Linked DNA regions of Homo sapiens: region 2 is linked to region 1. A link is a loop called in an ENCODE intact Hi-C map of the cell type or tissue named here. Cell type or tissue: heart right ventricle. All regions are shown on one strand. Links, peaks and the distances in the headings refer to the core of each region. The heading gives the core; the rest is flanking DNA. Region 1 has its middle 95 kb from the start of LINC00159. Region 2 has its middle 6.7 kb from the start of HUNK.

Region 1 (5,383 bases), core at 200-5,199:
GCCATTCTGTCTAGTCTCTCCTTTTGATTAAACTCATGTAAAACCTTTTCGATCTGCCCTCTGTGTCTCTTATCTTTCTTCTTTTATCCTTTATTTCTCTCTGCTGCACTTTCAGTAATTTCTCAGCATCTATCTTCAGCTGCTTCAGCTGCTTCATCTGCTGTTTAACCCAACCATTTGAGTTCCTAATCCCAAGTATTATATTGTTTATATTTAGAATGTTAGAATTTTATTAATCTTCCCAGTTCTTTATAATAGTGTCTTGTCCCTTAGTTTTATTTTCAATACTCTCTTTTATTTTTTTAAATATATAAAATATATATATCTTATATTTCTCTTTGCTGATTCCAGTATCTGGAATATGTATCTCAGTGTGATGTTACTGGATTTCAGTTCCCAACCCACACAAGAACTTGAAATTAGGAACTCTCTAGACTTTCTCTTTCCCCCTGTACTCAAAGCGAAGGCCAAGATCACCAAGAATCTTCACTTTTTACTTCTGTGAGACAGGCTTCCTTCTTGGGATTCTTGGCTGTCTTTGGGAGAAGTCCCAGGTTTAGTGGAGGTGAATGGTCTCTGATTCAACTTCACACTTTGTGTGGGCCAAGATCACCTCCTATGTCCCCCTTCATGCACACATGCACACACACACACAAGCACACAAATGCACATATACACACATCTACACTCTAGTCTTCCAGGAGCCTGCAGATGACCCCAGGGTAACCGCCAGTTGCAGCACTGATGTGCCCTTCTAGATTCACACCTAACCTTGAAGGATTTCCCTCGCTTTACTGCCAGATCACCCATGCATTCATTTTTCATCTATTTTATCAGTGTTTTAGCTGCTATGTACTGAGAGTTTCTCTCCAGACATCAATATCACCAATTTTATTGAAAAGGAAATACAAGCTTAAGGGTTTCTATTAGATAAATGAGGAGTAGCCCATTGTTGGGTCAAATGACTTTCTCGAGTTCAGACAATGTCACTCACTAAGGAATGTGGGATAAAAAACAACAACAACAAAGAGGAGTGTGAATGGGGTGGAGGTTGGGATGTTCTCATGAAACTCTGCATACAATGTTCCAGTAATGGAGTTACGAATGAAATCTACACCTCCTAATTTCCAAGGTTAGTCCTTAGCCTAGGCTTTCTGACAGCTCTTTCTTCAGGAACACAGGTAGAATACCGTACCAGAGATTCCACAATAGAGCGGACACAGCCAATAGCCTATTGAACACGGGTGTGTTTCAAAGAAACCCAGAACTGGCTTATCAAGGTGAAGACTTCAGAAAGCCCTAAATTCAGCAAAGTAAGCAAAATGTATTGGGGGGAATTATTGAGACATGTTCCCTCCTCAAGGAACTTCATATACAGACTCACCTAGGCCAGTTCTTCGCTTTCAGACAGGTGAACCTACATTGAAAATACAGCATGGTCTTCTGTGGATCAATTTCAGAAGTCACCCAAGCTGGAACTCTGCTTCTACTGAAGCCAAAGCTCTCTTCATCCAAAAAACAGGACAGCAGCCCAGCTCCTAAGGTCTCTGCTGCCAGACCCCATTATGCCACTTTCATTTCCCAAGGCTTCCCTCTGCAACCCACCCTGCTTTCCGTCTATAGTTGACCATCCTTTTCCCTTCCCCACCAAACCTCCACAGTCCCTCTCTCTCACAGCCCTCTTCTCCATGATCTTGTGAATGCATTGTTGTTTCTAATTTTCACTATCACAGCTGCAATACACGTTCTTGTGCACATGTGTCAGTTTCTCCAGGAAAAATGCCAATGAGTGAAGTTGGTTGATCATAGAGTGTGCACATTGTTCACTTTCCTAGATATCACCAAAGACCTCACCATAGTGGTTTACCAACTGCACTACCAACCACAGCATATGGTGGAATCCTGGTCCTCCATATCCTTGCCAACACATGGTGTTATCAGAGTTTAATTCTTAAGGAGCTTCTCCCTACGAGCCTATCCAGTGAACTACTCCCCTCTGACCTGCTGATGGGTAGTGAATAACACATTTGCACTAGTTCAGTCTCTTCTGAACATTGGATCTTAGAGCAGGGGTCTATAACACTTTCTGAAGAGTGAGCTGAGATCTGTCAATTCCTCCCAGTGGCTGACTGGGAGAAGGGAATGTGATGGTTAATTTTTGGGTCAACTTGATTGGGCCATGGGATGCCCAGATAGCTGGTTAGACATTATTTCTGGGTGTGTCTGGAAGGTTGTTTCCAGGAGATGGTAACATGTGAACTGGCATATAGAATCAAGCAGATGGCCCTCCCCAGTGTGAGTAGGCATCATTCAAATCACTGAAGGCCTGAGTAGAACAAAAAAGCAGAGAAAGGTTGAATTAATTCTGCCTGACTGCCTGAGCTGGAACATCAATCTTTTCCTGCCCTCAGCACTCCTGGTTTTCAGGCCTTCAGAGTCAGACCGGAACCTACACCACACTCTCCAGTTCTTAGGCTTTTGCACTGTATCCCTGGCTTTCCTGGGTCTCCAGCTTGCAGGTAGTAGATCGTAGGACTCTTCAGCCTCCATAATCGCATGAGCCAATGACTTATAATAAATCTCTTTGTAGATACAGATATAGACATTAATATGCTCTGTTGGTTCTGTTTCTCTGGGGAACCCTCACTAATACATGGGGAATAATGACTCTATCTTAGTTTGAGTGAGAGCACATGCCAGTGAGAAGGAGAAATGAGGCTTCTACCACCCACACTGCTTACCAGCATGGGTCTTGGAGATAAGGTCAGAAATAGCACTGACTCTTGAGCCAGGGAAACTGCCCCGCCTGCTGCTGCTGGGACACAGTGCCCAGATAATGGGAACACCAGGTCCTGGAGCCAAAGGGTAGAGAGACATCTGGCCTCAATGATAGATGGCAGGGCAGAGGAGGCCAAGCAAAGAAGGGACAAAGAAACAGGAATGAGGGCAGTGAAAGGCCTGGGAGATCTCTGTGCACATCTGGATCTGAGACATGTGTTTGCCCATCATTCTTGTCAGTGTCAAGAGGCAGCAAAGGGGGCAGAGTGATTAAGCATGACCTCAGAAGGTAGCTAAGCTGAGGTCTTCTACCTACGAGTCCATGATCTTACACTGACCACTTACCCTCTCCCTGCCTCTGGTTCCTTGTTTGTAAAATGAGAATATTCATACCTGTTTATAAAGTTGCCATGAAAATAAATGGGATAATAACAGTAAAATGCTTAGCAAGGGTCTGATGCATAGTGAGGACTCAGTAAATATTAGTTGTTATTCTTATCACCATCATTATTGCTATTTCAAATTATAGCCTATGACCAGCTTCCTTGGAGCAAACCGCAAATCAGGACTGGCATCTTATCCATCAATTCTGATTGATAGTGGTTGTCTGCTGAGGATTCCATGGTCACCCTTGTGCTCATCTGAAAAGAACAGTGAACTGTGATCCATTGGCAATGTCTGCCATGGCTCTAGATAGGGAGCAATAGCAGAGGCACCATGCACTTGATTCCCGTGGTCTACATTTCACAATTTATCTGGCAGGAAATACTGATTCAGGAATGTTCCCATTTTAAGTTTCTAAGAGAGTACCTATGAACAGCATCCCCCCCACAAACACACACAAAAGGGCTGGTTTTTAAATGAGGCCAACTGCACATGGCTCTTTTTAAAACTGTACGGAAAGCAGGTTCTCCCTCCTTTTCTGCTCTGTAGACAATATCCATTTCATCATTCCCGGCTGCTCAGCCACATTCCTGCCTGCAGTGGCAGGTGAGCCTCGGGTGGGCTCGTCATAAGTGGGGTCCACACATAGCTTTCCACAGCTGGAGCTACTAAAGCAGACAGCCCTAGGGTGCCAAGAGATTCACATAAGAACACGGTGCAATAAAAAATGCCTGGGAATCCACAGGCCTGGATTCCAGCTTCAGCAGAAACCCACAGTGTGAAGCTGGGTGGGGCAAGTGACTTCACAGAGGCCTAGTTTCCTGTCACCAAAATAAAAGTCAATGATCTCCAAGATCTCTTCCAATTTTATTATTCTGTTCTAGCAAAGGGAATGCACTCCTGTAGTTACTGTATGTTTGAAAGAGGGAGAAACAGGCAAAGACGTACACGTTAGTAGACCCTTGACTTTCTTGAAGGGGAAGCTCCAAAATTTTCTTAGATTCCCAAATGGCGAAATAGCACTCCAGCCCCATTTCTTCTGGGGATTAGTTTTTCACAATGATCAAAGGGTTTATAAGTATGAAAGATGATATTATAGAAAAGCAAGAATTAGAAAAATGGATTCTGGGGCAGGAGCTGGTCCTGTCTTAGTATCTATTCCCCTGCCCATCCTGCCCCACACACTTGTACTCACACACACCAACTTCTTAGTCCATTGAACCAATGTCATATTTCAATAAAATTATAAATTAGTGCCTATCACGGACTTCTGCTATTAACACTACAACTGTTAAATTCCTCACCATGAGGCAAGCATCCATTGAATACACACATACACAAAGTACCTAGACAACCATAGCTGTGTAGCCTGTTTTGGTAATATGTCATCAAGCAAATGTGCAATTGCTTTTGCCAACAGCTATATACTGAAAACATCATGATAATTTCCCAAAACCATAATGGATTTTGCACCTGTCTTTTCTCATATACAATAAGTATAATATGTAATGATTCATTAGCACAAACTCATATGAATGACTTCTCAGAACCATCCAGGTCCTCTCATCTGAGTGAGAAGTGTCCCTTTCCAAACAACCCCCTCCTTGGGAGTAGCTGTCCTCACTGACATGGTGTGGTCATTTTTGGCCCTTCTCCTTAGAAACTGCTTTTCAGAGCCAGTGAAGGAGTCTCAGAAGGAAACTGTATCCCAGCTGCTGACACACCTTGTTTCAGATCCAAAACAATATTTGCAGATCCATCACAATGACACAGTTCACTTCAAGTCTCAAAAACCATGTATAGAGATTTGCCTCTGAATGGCTCTTTGCTGTTGTCCAAAACCCACATCTACCCTTTATGGAAGGAAGTGGTCACCACTAAGGTTACTGGAGAAAGTGCACCACACCTGAATGCAGTTCCTCGCAGACAATATCAAACATGTTTTAGACTTGGGCAGCACACACACGATCTGTTGATACCATCCTTAAAGGGGCTGTATTTAAGGGAAGGACATTCATCTGCGTTTTTCAAAATACCAAGTTATATATGAGTCTCAGGGATTTCCGAGTCAATTTCTAAACCCCCACTCTGTCTACACCCATTCAGCCTCACCCTCTCCCTGACTCCTGTTAAAGTGGCTGTGTCAAAACAGCCACTTCAGAAAGCCCCCAGCATCACAACTGCCACCTGGGCATGACTGGGATATCATCTGCTTATCATC
Region 2 (5,383 bases), core at 178-5,177, 320 kb before region 1:
GCCTGGCCTGGTATGGTATTTTTTACTAAAACAGATGAATGTAGCCTTTAGGGGATGATATGTGGCCATTGTTCTGGTGAATGCGTTATTTTCCATCACTCTTGAAAGGAAAAAAACTGTTTGCATTCCCTTGACCAGACAATCGTATGTATTTAGTCTTCCCTCAGGTGGTGCTAACTCTCCTACCCTCTGTCATGTGTGATATATAGTCTGAAGAGAACTGGACCTCCTGGACATCCTGCAGAACGGCACCCTGGTCCACTGTATCATGCCTCATGTCAATCAGATATCAGATGGGTGAGCAAGATGCAGCAAGTGTACTGAAGGCCTTGGAAAGACACATGGGCTTCAGATCATGGGAGACAAACCCTAAGTTTCAGAGGCCCATCACATCAGTTGTAGAAGTCTGGTGTTCCAAGGCGCACTGGGGATAAATGTAAAGGATAAATTATTGCATCTCACACCTCCCACCATGAAGAAGGAAGCACAGTGCTGGTAGGTCCCATCGTTTCTGGAGGCGGCATATTCCATATCTGGGAATACTCTTCCTACCCATAGACTGGATTACATGGAAGGCTGCCTCCTGTAAGTAAGGCCCAGAGGAGGGCTCTGGAGTAGATCCAGGCTGCAGTGCAAACAGCCCTTCTGCTTGGGCTGAACAATCCAGCATGCCTTAGGTTACTAGTGATCTCAGAGGTAGGGAAAGGCCACCATGTTCAGTTTACAGAAAGTTCCACTGGGGAATCATGAAGGACTCCTAGGGCTCCGGAGCAACGCCATGCCATCTACAGTAGAAAATTTTACACTCTTCATTAAAGAGCTCCTGGTGTGCTGCTGCTGGACCACGGTAGAGATGAAGCAGCTGGACATGGGACACCAAGTGACCATATGCACCTCCAGAGGTGCCCCGCACAGGCTCATCAGGTTCTAAGGCTAGGTGGGCCCTGCAGTATCCAAGGCAAGACAGAAGTTCTGCATCCATGATCAAATATATCAGCAGGGCCTGAAGGCCCAAGCCAGCTACACTGGCAGCTAGCTCAGAATTCCAGAGCCCCCACCACTGTTGCACCAAGGGTACTCCCTCAACTCACACCTATGGCCACATTTGGAAGGGGAAATCCTTATGATCCACAGATGGAGGAAGAAAAAGTGAGCTTGGATCTTGGATGGCAAATGTGGACAAAAATGGACAGTGACTGCCCTACAGCTGTACTCAGGATGGGCCAGAAAGGCAACATCAAGGGGAAACCCTGATGGGTGGAGCTTCATTGGTGCACCAGGTCATCTACTTGGTTTAGATAAAGAATACGTATCTTCCCCCTTCCCTCCCTCCTTCCCTCCCTCCCTCCCTGCCTTGTTTCCCCTTCCTTTCTTCCTTCCTTCCCTTCTCCTCCTCCTTCTTCTTGTTCATCATCTACTGATCAATGTGTCTATTGATCTATTTTCTATTAATCACCTATCTAGGTGTCATCTATCTCTCTATCTCTTTATCCGTATCTACTAATTATCTATCATCCATTGGTCATTCATTATGTATCTGTCATGTATCATCCTTCTATCTATTGAATCTATCATCTGTTTCTATCAATCATCTATTTATCTATCATCTATTTATTGGTCTGTCTCTTTACTAATTATCTATTATTTGTTGGGCACAGTGACTCATGCCTGTAATCCCAGCACTTTGGGAGGCTGAGGAGGGAGGATGGCTTGAACTCAGCAGTTTGAGACCAGCCTGAGCAACATGGCGAAACCCCGCCTCTGCAAAAAAAAAACACACAAAAAATTAGCCGGGTGTCGTGGTGCATGCCGATAGTCCCAGCTGTTTGGGAGGCTGAGATGGGAGGATCACTTGAGCCCAGGAGATAGAGGCTGCTACAGTGAGCCGTGATGGCACCACTGCACTCTAGCCTGGGCAACAGAGCGAGACCCTAGCTAAAAAATCTATTATCTATCTATCTATCTATCTATCTATCTATCTATCTATCTATCATCTATCTATCTATCATCACTATCTTTCTACACACATGGACTCATTGGCAGTAGCAAATGGCTTGGGCAGTTGATCAGGGGCCTGGAAGGAGGGAAACTGGAAGGTGAGGGTTGAGGAGCAGGCCTAGAATAGTGGCACGCTCTGCATGGCAGTGGGCCCAAAGCCTGCAGATGTGTGTATCACATGCTAATGCTCAGCAGAAAGCCTCCGCCACGGAATGAAAAAGCCCCGGACAAACTGGTCTTTTGACCCATTCACTCTTTGCTTTATTTTAAATGTATCGTTTTCAGATTTATGTCCCAGACACTTTTCGCTCTGATGTAAGAATGCCGTGCTAAGAACAATAACCAAAATAGCTTCTATTTTCGTAGCATATGCCCATAATTTGCCTCATTTTACCCTGGCAGCAGTCCTGGGACTTAGGAATGACAGGGAGAAGTTCTTCCTTTCCAGATGGAGAAAGCGGATGCTTAGAGACAGTAAGAGCCCTGCCCAGGGCCACGGAGGCAGCTCTGGCCTCCGGTCCTGCATTCTCTTCCCGGTTTCTTGGGCCCCTCTGGGCTGCGGAGGGAAAGCAGAGCCGAGTTGACCAGCAGGGGGCGCCGGCCTCTTTTTGTCTACATCTGTCCACCTGGCTGTGCCAGGCAGGCTTCTGCAATCAGCACGCGTGCCCAGTTCTGTGACTGGTGAGTGGGCTCAGTTCCAGGGTGCCCTCCGCCTCACTGCATCTCCACCTGCTGGCCACACCGTAGACCATGCTCTGTTGTATGTGCTCACTTCTAAGTATCCCCAGACCCCTCGCTGCTGCAGGCTCTACTCAATCCCTACTAAGAAATGGACAGGAGTCAGCACCCAGCGAAAGGCTGTAAATAAGCCTCAGCGCTAACAATAACCTTTCCCTCCCTGCCATAATACAAATGTGGAGCTTGTCATCGAGGCTCCTCTTTGAGGCATGAATATTGATCTTTTGCCATATGTCTTTATGATGTGTGCTTTCTCCAGCAGGACCCGGTTTTGTTGCGTTTCTCCTTTCTGCCTTCTCATTTATTATGGTCGTCTGCTTCTGCAACGAGACTCCCTGTGAATTACAAATTTAGTCAACCACAATGAATTTGTGTTGAGCACTCCCCAGGAGCCAGGCACCATGCATAGTGGACTTAACCAAAGTCCCAGCCCTCATGGAGCAGACATTCTAGGGAAGGAGCCAGACAAAAAGCAAAACAAAGAGGGAAATGATGTAATTTGTCAGATGGCAATAAGTGCTGTGAAGGAAAATAAAGCAGGGAAGGGGATAAGGAGGTGGGGTGCAGGGGAGTGGGGCGTAGCCCAGGGGAAATTTGCATCAGAGAGAAAAGGTCAGAGAAAAGGCCCACAGAGAAGGTGACATTTGAGCAAAGACCGGAAGATGATGAGGAAGCCAGCTCTACAGATATTTCTTGGAATAATATTCCAAAAAAGTAAAAAGAGCCCACTGGGGGAGTGGGTCCCACACACAGGTCAGTGTGGCTGGAGGGCAGTGAATAGGAGGAAGTGAGATCAGAGACATGATGGGATGAGGGAAGAGAGATGAGCCCTGCAGGGTGGGATGCAGATTGTGCTGGGCCTGGCAGGGCCATAGGGATGATGTTGGTGTCAGTGTACGATGGGAAGCCACTTTCAAATGAGACATGCATACAAGGGGGAATGGTCCAGATCAGTATGTGTGATGGCCTCTTCCTATAGAATATTTAAAGTTCCATTCCTTCTCAATAGCCTCTATCAGGGATTTACAGGAAGAGACCACACATCAAGACGTCCTAAAGCCCTGGGCCCATCTGTAGTTGGGAGGTGGCAGGTACATTTTTCTTACTGAAATAGCCATTACATTCATCTTTTGGAGACCGATGGAGGTACAACTGTGATGAGTCCTGTGAGAAGCCATCAGCATCTTGTTTGAAGAATGCACCTTTTTCTTCTTGAATATCAGCTCAGTGGCTGCTGGGAAGCAGCTGCCGGAGGTTGGCCTGGTGTCACCATCCGTACACCATCATGCTGCAGTGCCACAACCACACAAAGCTCAGCAACTCCTTCCTCTCCCACATGGACAGATCAAGAGTTGAGATGAAGCTCCGCATTGCCATTGCTGCACATGTACAGTGTACCAGGCATGCATAGGTGTTGGGATACAAAGTCCCTCGCTTCATGGACATTAAATGAGAGAGAGAGAGAGAGAGAGAGAGAGAGAGAGAGAATAAACACATAAACAAGTGAATGCACATTCTTCTGTTAGCTAATGATGAATGACATGAAAAGTTGAGTGTGGTAGTTAGCGACCCTGGGACAGTCTGCCTGATTTCTGATTTTCTGATTGAGAGAGCAGAGCCCTGAATGAAGCAAGAAACTTCAGCAATGTTGAAGAAGTGTGTCATGAACTGAATGTTTGCATCCCCCTGGCCCAAGTTCATACATTGCAGCTGTGACCTCTGATGTGATGGTATTTGCAGGTGAGACCTTCGGAAGGCATTTAGGCTTAATAGAGAGCATGAAAGTGGGACCCTCATGATCCGATTGGTGTCCTTATAAGAAAAAGAAGAGACCAGGGCTGTGTGTCTTTCTGCCATGAGAGCACGTGGCGAGAGCACTCGTCTGTCAGCCGGGAGGACAGCCTTCATCAGGAACTGAATCTGCTAGCACTTTCGTTCTGGACTTCTCAGTCTCCATCATCACGTGAGTCAATTTCTCAGTCTCCATCATCATGTGAGTCAATTCCTTAGAGTAAATCTCTATATATGTATATCTGCTGGAACCTAAATCTTGGATTCCTCAGAACAATAAGAAAGAAATGTCTGGTGTTTAAACCGCCCAGTCTAGGTGTTTTGTTATGGCAGTCTGAGCAGACAAAGACACAGAGGTAAAGCCTTTGAAGCAGGGAAGAGCTTGGTGTCTGGCTCCCAGGAGGTGACAGTGAAGAGGTGGGCAGGGCCATATCATGACAAAGCGCTTGGGGAATCTTTTCTGCAGGGGTCTGTTGAACAGCTTTCGAGTGCAGGGAAGTGATATGATCTGATTCCCATTTTTTTTTTTTTTTGAGATGGAGTCTTGCTCTGTCGCCCAGGCTAGAGTGCAATGGCATGATCTTGGCTCACTGCAACCTCTGCCTCCAGGGTTCAAGCGATTCTCCCTGCCTCAGCCTCCCGAGTAGCTGGGATTACAGGTGCCTGCCACCACGCCCGGCTAATTTTTGTATTTTTAGTAGAGATGGGGTTCCGCCATGTTGGCCAGGCTGGTCTTGAACTCCTGACCTCAGGTGATCTTCCCCCTTGGCCTCCTTAAGTGCTGGGATTACTGATTCCCATTTTGAAGAACTGGTTTTGGCTTTGGCGTGGAAGCAAAGGATGCCACTTAGGAAGT

The links. Peaks named below come from ENCODE experiments on the same cell type or tissue, not always from the same donor. Only the 100,000 strongest peaks of a DNase experiment are listed, where the experiment ranks them.
Region 2: it touches region 1 in a loop (2.5-fold over the local background); 2 of 110 quality-filtered maps call a loop at or near these places.

The regions. Positions count from the first base shown.
Region 1 is chr21:32,178,799-32,184,181 of GRCh38, forward strand. It overlaps a transcript of MIS18A not described here. Among named protein-coding and RNA genes, the nearest start is that of LINC00159, 95 kb to the left of the region's middle. In heart right ventricle, for the core only: no CTCF peak of the experiment used is centred there; a DNase peak (open chromatin) is centred at 2,833.
Region 2 is chr21:31,863,636-31,869,018 of GRCh38, forward strand. No RefSeq gene overlaps it. Among named protein-coding and RNA genes, the nearest start is that of HUNK, 6.7 kb to the right of the region's middle. RefSeq lists a silencer at 2,646-2,785. In heart right ventricle, for the core only: CTCF peaks have their summits at 2,593 (motif pointing right) and 2,792; a DNase peak (open chromatin) is centred at 2,616.